2 separate regions of the Homo sapiens genome follow, and region 1 is linked to region 2. A link is an interaction called in ENCODE POLR2A ChIA-PET data of the cell type or tissue named here. Cell type or tissue: Caco-2. All regions are shown on one strand. Links, peaks and the distances in the headings refer to the core of each region. The heading gives the core; the rest is flanking DNA.

Region 1 (5,383 bases), core at 261-5,260, 93 kb after region 2:
TAAAATATTTCGATCATGGTTTCTGTTGCTTTTCAGTTAGGAGACATGACCCACAGGGAATGTGATGGCCAAAGCCACAATGCCTCAGGGAGAGCCTTATGTTTGTTTGTTTGTTTCTGTTTTGTCTGCAGAATGAAGCAATTGGAATACAAGATCTTTTAACTTCCATTCTGGATACAACAATCTGTGATTTATCAACATCTAGCACATTTCTGACTGAACTCAACATTTATTGTACTTGGTAATTTTGATTTGCAAATATATTTCATTGTTTATAAGTTTGCATTGACCAGACTAATTTTACTTAGCCTGTGTTGTAGGGGTAGGCCCTTGCTTTCTTTCAATACACATAAGAAACTTCAGTAACCCTTCCTAAGACGTCATAGTCAAGTTTGGCCCAAAAGGCCAAGTGGGCTGTCTGCAGCTAGAACAAATATATCTAGCATTTTTTGTACCCTTATATTGTGATAACCTCTTAACATGAAGTGTCTCATTTAATCTTTACAATAAATTGAATGATTGATTCTATTATGAGCATCCCTATTTATAGATGAGAAAACTGAGGACTAGAAACTTTAGATAACTTAACAAGTCACAAAGTTTGTAGTGAAGTGAAGATTCAAACACAGCCAGTCTGCCTCTAGATCCCTAGTGTTTTGCTACCTTATTACTCCAAATGTGGTCCTTGAGCCAGCCACAGGACTACCTGAAGACTTGCTAGAAATGCAGAATCCCAGGCTGCACCCCAGACCTACTCCCAAGGGACCCATATGCACATTAAAGTCTGAGAAGTGGTGCTGTGGTACTCAGGACCAATCCCCCTTCAGATACTCTATTGACTCTGCAAAGCAGTGAATGAAGACCAATGACAACACTGGACCATTTTGATGTTCCTTGTTAGTAACAATTCAAAAGAATTGTCATTGGATGCAAAGACATCCAAAGACATCATATGTCTCTAATTTTACTCTTGTTCCTTCTTGATCTGCTCTCCCTCCACATGGCAGCCAGCACTTTCATAAAATAGAAATCAGATCACGGCATCATTCCCATCAGAGATGGATCCAGGCTTTGTGAGGCTGGAAACTTATAAAACTGGGGAAGGGAGTTCTTAAAGAAAAAGAACCCCCAAATAAATATAAAGTTAAATACAAAACTAAATATATAGAAAAGCCATTTTTATAAATTATCCATTGGACACACTACTATGATACGTTTAATTTAAATTTCTCACGGCATCGCCTTTGATTACATCCTCATATAACACTTTTTTGTAATATCATTTCCTATACAGATAACAAAAAGGTAATTCAATCTTACTTGTAGTGTGGTTGGAAGAAATTTGCTTTTTAATGTAGATGTTTTTGTATTGATAATTTAACATGCAACTTCACACATATACATACGCACACGTATCCTCACTGCTTATCATACAAACACAAGAATTCTAAGTTCTATTTTACACAATTCTTATTTGAAAAGGAAAAAAATTGGCATTTATAATTGTGCTTTGTTATCCTAAAAGATAAGTATAAATAAAGAATAAATCCTCTGCTTAGAATTGTAGGCATCTGATGACTAGAATGTCCCATGGACTAGCATTCACCACATATACCTCAAATCGTTTCCTTTCCACTACCTGCTTACTCCCAGGGCTGAGTGCTGTAAGACACACTCACATTGCGATGAAAACCAATGGTCGTACACTGTACTTCATGTCATAGTACTGGGTAAGCAGCACCTATACTGAGATGGCTAACAACATTAGCCAAACACAGAAATGGCTATGAGCCATGTAACTGTATTTCACCAAGCCCAAGCTAGATGTATACCAGTCAACTTCTTTGGAGCCAAAGATCAAAAATGACTATGGCCAGTCCAATGCCACTCCACAAAAGGGAGTGTGATGGAACAGATGTCAGTATGGAAAAAGAGAGTGGTCCTAAACAATTGCCAATTTTATAAAACCATGACCTTGCATGACCTTGAACACATACAAAGCTACAAAAGCTACAGTTCCTCCCAGGTTTGGTTTTCTTTTCGTTTTCTTTCTGTTTTTTTTTTTTTTTTTTTTTTTTTGAGACGCGGTCTTGCTCTGTTGCCCAGGCTGGAGTGCAGTGGCATGATCTCAGCTTACTGCAACCTACTCCTCCAGGGTTCAAGCGATTCTCCTGCCTCAGCCTCCTGAGTATCCGGGATTACAAGAGCATGCCACCACACCTGGCTAATTTTTGTATTTGTAATACAGACTGGATTTTACCATGTTGGTCAGGGTGGTCTCAAACTCCTGACCTCATGATCTGCCCACCTCAGCCTCCCAAAGTGCTGAGATTACAGGTGTGAGCCACCTCCCAGGTTCTTAAAAGGACTCACACAAGTGGTAGGTCCTGAAGCTTAAGCTTCATTAGTTTCATGGCAAATCTGCCTCTATCCTCTATTTTAAACAAACAAGTAACAATGACAAGAAACTTTCACTCTTCTCTGACTTCCCACTGCTCTTAGGATAAAATTCAACCACTTTGCCCTGACCGACACCTTCTCCAACCTCATCCATTACCATGTTCCCCTGAGCAAACTACCATCTAACCCCTCTGAATGCTTCCATTTCTCAAAGGACACAGAGTTCTTTCTGCCTCCTGAATTCCCTTCCTTCTGCCTGAAATGCTTGTCTTCTCTCTTGGGTCGTAGCAAAATCATTTTCTTCTGAAGGCGATATGACCTCATCCCAGACCTCAGGTGGCATATTTCATCTCTGCACTATGTTTATTGCTGCCATAGCAGCTATCACATTGTGTAACCATCTTGCTCATCTCTGTATCAGTTGCATTATCTGCCTCTCATTGGAATTTAATCTCTGTGATGGTAGGTCCCTTGCTTTGTTCACCACCTTTATTAGTCAGTTTTCATGCTGCTGATAAAGATGTACCTGAGACTAGGTAATTTATAAAGAAGAAGAGGTTTAACGGACTCACAGTTCCACTTGGCTGGAGAGGCCTTACAATCGTGGTGGAAGGTGAAAGGCACATCTTACATGGTGGCAGGCAAGAAAGAATGAGAGCCAAGCGAAAGGGGAAACCCATTATAAAATCATCAGATCTCATGAGACTTATTCACTACCATGAGAACAGTATGGGGGAAACTGCCTCCATGATTCAATTATCTCCTACTGGTTCCCTCCCATAACATGTGGAAATTATGGGAGCTACAATTCAAGATGAGATTTGGGTGGGGACACAGTCAAGCTACATCACCACCATATCCCCTTTGCTCACAACGGTGTCAGAACACAGCAGACTTCAATTCGTATTTGTTGAGTGAATCATTAGTAAATCTGGGATGTCAGAAGAGATAGGCATAAATAAAAAATCTAAAACTATGAAATTAAAATAGTGATTCAATACATTTGCTACACCCACTCTACATTCTTGGCTAAGGAGCTAAGCAGAGATCCACTTATTTAACAAGTATTTTTGAGCCTCTAATGCGTGTATTACAAAATGCTAGAAAACATGAAAAACAAAGGGCTTATTTCCTTATTAGATTGTAAACAATCTGAAACCATCATAGTCTTGCTATAATTTACAGAAAGAAAAAAACAAACAAATGGAAACAAAATACATGATACATATTGAGATATCTCATGACGAGTTCCAAATTATTAAATAGTGAATGTCATGGGCGATTGGTGAGAGCTGGAGATGTGATGGAAGTCTCCCTAGAGAAGTCTCTTGAAATGGATCTGGAGAAGTGGTAAATACAGAAATTGGCCAAGCGAGAAGCCTGAGAAGCAATAGGAATAAAAATGCACAGGTGGGTGATTAGAATGGATGGGGGTTCTATGCTCAAAGGAGGGAGTGGCACACAAAAAACGGGGGGGGGGGGGACATTGGCTTTTGCAAGACAGCCAGAACCGAAAAAGTGAATAGCAGAGTGGAGCTGCAGTGTGCTGTCAGATCCTCCTGCAGACTGAAGTACTTACTCTGCAGGGTCCAGGAGTGCTGCAGCAGTCAGTTCTTCTGGAATTGCATTAACTAAAGAGAAATGCCTGATCCAAAGTCTCACTCCGTCTCCTCGCATGCCCCTTGTCCAGTTGGTTGAAGGAAGAGGATGAAGGCCCACAACCTTGCCCCAAATCAGAGTAACTCTGAAGAGTCATCCTCAGGTGTTCATGGGGCCAGCTGAGGCCTTTTTGAGACTGCAACAGAGCCCAGCTTCTCCTTCTGCCTCACTGTGCTTCCTGCCCTCCCTTCCACATGGGTTGGTCCCAGGTGTCTTCCCTAAAAATCTTCATGCCCACTGGTCCCCACCTCAGAGATGACTTCCCAGGGAATCCAAACTGCTATCAATAGGTAAATCCATCATTTGTCAATTCCATTATTGAAGCACTTGATTTTCTTTCAACTGATGCAAGAAATAGATTTTAAATTCATAATTCGATTCTTTTTTGACAAAGAAAATAATTTGCCTGTAAATGTATCTTGCCTAAGATAGTACTAAATTAATCACAAAGAAGAAAAAGGAGAATGATGAAAAGAAAGAACTCAAAGCTGAAATATTTTTTATTATGATTTCAAAAAGTAGCAAATTTTCACACATTTTAAGGAGAAATATAGCCTTTAAAAAAAAAAGGCACTAGTAAAAGTCATGTTTCACTTGGTCCAATTTTTTTTTAGTCTTTTACATTCCTGAGCCCTGTGGCAATACTTCTTTCAAAAGAAACCAGAAAAAATAACCAAATTAATTCTATGTAAGCCAGGTATCATCATATAAGATGAAAGTTTGTATTTGTTCAATACAATTCTGGAACTAAATTCAATTGTAGAACACAAGGGATATAAAACTCTAGAATCTGGTCTACCCAACCCATCAAAGCCATTTCACAGCTAACTGAAGTGATTTGTCTATGTTGTTACATATTGTCTGCAAGCTTGAGTGGGGCACACTTGGGAATTAATACAGTTGATGGGTACTATTGATAAAAGCAACCCTTAAGAAAGCAACGAGTAATTAAAGAAACACATATCAGTGTTCAGATAATCCCAACTCCTTCAAGAGTCATCAATATGTTTTGAAAGCAAACGATATATGAGGCGGTTTTACTCTGGTAAAAATCCTTACAGAGGTCAATTAACATATTTAGGGCATGAGCTGATTGCTAGCTGTGGACACAGGGACTATAACTTTTACATGTTCTACTCACAGGAGCCACTGCAGGAGACAGGAAACTGGGTTAATATGAGAACCCTTTGTTGATCATTGGTCTGTGCTACCACTCACTAACCACACTTCATTCTGCGATCCTAAAAGGCAATAGGTATAGTGTTTACAACCATAGAATTGGAAGCAAAGCTAGCTCAAATCCTGGCTGTCCACTTTCTGCCCA
Region 2 (5,383 bases), core at 71-5,070:
CTGCAGTAAGCCGTGCGCACACCACTGCACTCCAGCCTGGGCAACAGAGGGAGACCCCGTCTCAAAACAAACAAACAAACAAACCAAAAATCCCAGGATTTTTATATTTTTTGTCAGAGTCTCATGATGAGTTTCTTCATGAAAAGTTCAAGATATTTGACAGAGAGCTACCCAAGCAATAATTATTTCTAAGAGGAGCGGAACAGGGAGGAAGGGGAAGAGAAGGGATAAAAAAGGGAACAGAACAAATGTGTTAATTCCAACAGATTCCGGTGGGCCTTTCTCTGCCCTGAGCCCGGAGGTGTCCTGGCATTTTTTGTGCCCTCACTGAGCAGCTTCCACTGCTAGTCTGCACATGTTCCCTTTCTCTCTTCACACAGGGGAAAGGTGGAGAAATGAAAACATTTTCTATGACATTAAAAATCACTTCCTCTCCTCTTTCCCCAGTGTCCCTAACCAGAAGAACCTAACTTAATAGGAGATTTCAGATGACAGAATTGTCCAGTCTTCCTCACCACCACCTCTTAACCCTTGCTCACTGCAGGGCAACCTGGTTGTTGCTCTCAATACTCCACCAACTGCCCTGGATGAAACCACCATTAACTGTTTAATTGCCACATTCATTGATCATTTTTGCAGCCCTTCATTTTATTTGACCTCTCAGCAGTATTTGACACGGTTGAGCACTCTCACTTTTTCTCACTTTCTTCAAACCTTCCCATCTTCTTTCCTCTTCTTCAAGGCACATATTTCTAGAGCCTTCCATTACCCTCTGAGAGCAAACTCATGGTGGTCACTCCTTGCCAGGACTGTGACATAAATGACACCTCTTACATTATATTGCAATGATTTGTAGACATGATGGAGAGGCTGGGACTGGACCACCAGTGTGACTGCCTGGGACATAAATGGGAAACTTACCCCTTGGTGGTCCTCATTTCACTTTCTCCATCTAAGCAAGGAACAAAGAAGCAAATACTTCCAGAAAAACTTGAAGGGCTTCCCAGCACCAGAAAGAGATGAGGAGAATAGGTGTCCTACTTATGAGCTCATTTTTCATGTGGAGGAAACCTGCATGGGAAGTAGACAGCCTTTGGACATTGGTCTCCTGGGGCTCAGTAGAGTCTGGTGTTGTTGCCAGGCAACAAGAACAAGGCTCAAGGACTATAAGTTCTTGTCTAGTTGGGAAGAAAATTTGGATGGATTCTCAAAAGGATTTCAGGAATGTGTGGAGGCTCTGCCTTGGTTGGATCACTCAGTGTTCATGAAGTCTCCTGCATGCCCAGCCCTGTAGACTTTTGATTTTTATCAATATAGCATCTTATTCCTTATTGTTCAAGGCATGTTCCTGTTATCTCCCTGGTTAAATTGAAAACTTTTCTGAAGGAGAGAAAGAAAGTCTAAATCTCGTGGGTTCCATCTCCCAGCATCCAACATAAATAAAAACGTCTTCAATAAAACCATGTTGATTGATTGGTTGATGATTGATTATTTGACCTGCCATCCTAGTTGGTTGTCAGAAATCCTCTCCTTATTTTTCTTGGTGGACACAAGTTTAGTGATACTTGTAGAGGCCAACTTTGCCTTTCAACTTTGAACTTCCATTGATTTTTCCACTGTGTGTGCCAAAGCCTTAAATTGGTTCCAGTTGCTTAAAAGAGATGTATATTTTTCTTCTACACATTTTATGGAAAAAAAAAAACCTGGAGCGTATTTTCCCTAGACTCCACCAAAACCAGATAGTTTTTCCAGAAATGTATGAATGAACAACAAAGTGGTTACTTTGGAAGCCGACATACCGTTATATTGGATTTCAGAAAAGTCAAGTAATCCCATATTTCATGTGATTCCAGGTAAAAGAAAAAATATTTAGTCCACAACAGGAAGGGAAAAATAAATTCAAAAGCTCCCTTGTGCAGATTTGTGATATAAACACTGAAAAATTTAATGTAGCAGCAGTATGACAAATTATATTAGTAAATATGAATTGCTTTTTAGACAAAAGGATATTCATGACATTTTTGCTGTTTAAAGATAAAATGATCTCTTTCTTCTTCATTGAATCATAAAATCTTGGACCTGGAAAAGACTTTAGAGAATTAAATTATTTTCCACCCAAGTGCCAAGATAGTGACTCCTCGAGGGCACGGATCGTATTTTCTGCTCCCTCTTCAAAATGTCCACAGTGCTGAGTCAAACGCTGTGCACTCAGTTCCCTTAAATAACAGTCAATGATGAGAATGCTGTTCACAGATACAGGGGATAAAAACAAAAATCTTATCCTCACTTTCTGGAATTGTGTTTCTCTTTGATAACAACCCATTTTGAGCCATAGAGCTATTATAATAAAAGGGATTACATCTTTGGGATTTTCCTTGTATCACTCATTAAAATGTCATGCAAAGAACCACACTGGTCCTTTTGTTGCTGGACGAACACTGGCTGGCTGCCACATGCCTGCAGGCCCCAGTTCACAGAGGCCCCACACATTGACCTGCTCATTCAAAACTGTTGCGAGGGCTTTACCTTTATATCACCACAGTACAGTGACTTACAATGATTCCAGATCAATACTCCTCTCAGAGTTTGTCTAGGAAGTCCTACCAGCTGTCATGTAAGGGTAATTAACACATCTCTCTCAATTATGCATGCTGGTGGAAGAATTTCAAACATTTGGCTGGATAACAAATCCATCCCCTCTGTTAGAGAAAGGTCATCCCTCTGGCCATCTGGGTATTTACTTTTCTTTAGAAATGAGCTTCATGGAATTTTCTGTTGGAAGGGGAAAATGATGAGGACAAAGGGAATTTCCTAGTAAAAATGATGATGGCCCATTTAACACTGCTCATACCCACACACCAACAATCTTAAATCTTACACCTAATGCTTATTTTATTTATTCCACTATCTACTAACCTACATCATGTGTGGCCTGCCCACTATTATGACAAGAGCTGCTTTAGAGGCCCCTGAAGTTTTATGATGATCGATCTGTATAACAGAATATTTCTTTTTCCTCTGATTTGTTCACAAAAGATACAAGCCTTCACTTTGGGGGAGTTGAGAAAGAAAAGGCACTGAGAGGCATGCAAGGATGAGTAAGTTCCTGCTCTTAAGGAAGGTACAGTCTAGCATCAGGGAACACACAAGTGACTGTGACTATGACAATGGTCATAACCCTTCATTTCTAGCAAGATAAGCAAAAGAAGCCCTGGGAAGGAGGAGACGTTTCTGAGCGGGACTGAGGAGTCATCATGGAGAAAGGGCATCAGAGATGGGCCTGTGGGGGTGAAGTAAGAGGGCAGTCTGTGCAGAAAGAGCCCATGAGCATAGGCGCAGAGGCAGAAAAGTGTGGGTGTGTTTGGAATCTGAGAGTAGCATGGTTGGACTGCAGCATAAAAAACCATGGGGTATGTAGGGAGATAAATAACAACAACACATAGGAACAGGGCTGTGGGGAGCTTGCACGCCCAAGTGAGGAATTTGGACTTTATTTGGTAAGTGGGGACAATGGAAGACTTTGAGCACGGAAATGAAAAATGTCAAAATGACCTTTGCATTCAAGGGCAGTTGCATCACATCTCCCCCAAAATTCATACCTTGAAGTTCAAACCACTGTTGTTGACTGTAACTTACTTGGAGACAGGCCCTTTACAGGGGTGGTCAATTTAAAATGAGGTCATCAGGGTGTCTTAATCCAATATGACTGGTGTCCTTATTGCAAGTAGAAATTTGGACACGGAGATAAGCATAGATGGAAGACAGTGTGAAGAGACAGGAAGAAGATGGCCATCCACAGTCAACAAGAGGGTGCTGGGACGGATCTTTTCCTCAGGGCCCTCAGAAGGAACCAACCCAGCACACACCTTGATCTTGGACTTCTGCCCCTAGAACTGTGAGGGAATAAGGTTCTGTTGTTTGAGCCACCCAGCTTGTAGTACTTGGTTATGGCAGCCCAAGCAAACCAACAGCTGGGAATGAAATAATGTGGGCCTCTCAGAGGATGGTAGCAATGGGAAATTCAGGGAAGAAAGAGAGATGAAAAATATCATAGCGAGAGATGCTTGAGCATGGCTCATGCCATGGGGATTTGAAATTTTAAAATTGTACAGTGTTTCAACCCAACAATAAGAGCTAGCTCTTGTTCATTAGTTGGTTTCATTCAAGTTAACACCAAGAGTAGAAGTTCTTTCCCTTCATTCAAAGAAAAAATAAGATCGAGAATAGCACAGAGAAGGACTATCTGTAATGGAGTATGGGGCAGGCTATGCAAAAGGCGGAATATTGGTGTTTGAACATTCATTTGAAGAGATTTAACCAAAGTGGAGGCCTAGGAGGGTGGTAAGGACAGAGGACTGTCGGGCAGAGGACTTAGCCCCTGGCAGAAATGTCAAGGTGTAAGGCTCAGCAAATAACCAGCTTCTCATGCTGCCTTCAGGGTTCTGATTGGGCTTGCAAAGGCCTGGGTTAGGGTTAGTTCCGGCTCTGACTCCAAAGAGTCGTGTGATCCCAGACAAGTCACGTTCTCTCTCTAGCTTCAGGGTCTGTACCATAAAAAGAGGGGATTGTCCTGGATCATCTTAGAGATTCCAGTGCCAAGAACATTTTCATGATACAATGCTAATTATGTGAAGTTTTATGTTAGATATAATAAATACATGTTTGTATATATGTCTGTGTGTATGTGAGTGAGATTTGTAGCCCTCCTATTTCTTTTTTTTTTTCTTTTTTTTCTTTTTTTTGAGACGGAGTCTCACTCTGTTGCCCAGGCTGGAGTGCAGTGGCGCGATCTCGGCTCACTGCAAGCTCCCCATCCCAGGTTCACGCCATTCTCCTGCCTCAGCCTCCTGAGTAGCTGGGACTACAGGCACCCGCCACCATGCCTGGCTAATTTTTTGTATTTTTAGTAGAGACAGGGTTTCAGCGTGTTAGCCAGGATGGCCTCCATCTCCTGACCTTGTGATCCACCTGCCTCAGCCTCCCAAAGTGCTGGGATTACAGGAGTGAACCACTGAGCCCGGCCTATAGCCCTCCTGTTTCTAAAAGGAATTTGAAAGAACTTTTGAAATTCAGCATCTTTTTTTTTTTTTTTTTTTTAAAGAACAACTAAGTAGAAAATCAACCCAAAGGAAAAGAGAAACATATTACCGGTCACCTGAGATGAACTCTTTATTAGATAGAACTTTAGCTCTGAGTTTCCTGGCAGTTAAGGTAAAAAGAAAAACATGTGCTCATTGTCTGATAAAAATCAATGTAATATGATTAGGTCTTGAGAGAAACATGTAGATATGCTGAGTGCTCAGATAAGATTACGTTTGAGAATAGGCAGATTCAAGACACATTAAAAGCCATGCAAAAATCCATACTCCTTAATCTAATAATT

Evidence for each region. Peaks named below come from ENCODE experiments on the same cell type or tissue, not always from the same donor. Only the 100,000 strongest peaks of a DNase experiment are listed, where the experiment ranks them.
Region 1: POLR2A ChIA-PET joins it to region 2 with 5 read pairs; 2 of 35 experiments call an interaction of 5 or more read pairs at or near these places.

The regions. Positions count from the first base shown.
Region 1 is chr13:97,398,854-97,404,236 of GRCh38, forward strand. No RefSeq gene overlaps it. Among named protein-coding and RNA genes, the nearest start is that of RAP2A, 33 kb to the right of the region's middle. In Caco-2, for the core only: no CTCF peak of the experiment used is centred there; no DNase peak of the experiment used is centred there.
Region 2 is chr13:97,305,706-97,311,088 of GRCh38, forward strand. The region is part of intron 2 of MBNL2 (muscleblind like splicing regulator 2); the gene reads left to right. Among named protein-coding and RNA genes, the nearest start is that of MBNL2, 86 kb to the left of the region's middle. RefSeq lists an enhancer at 2,668-2,812 and a cis regulatory region at 2,735-2,746. In Caco-2, for the core only: no CTCF peak of the experiment used is centred there; a DNase peak (open chromatin) is centred at 2,477.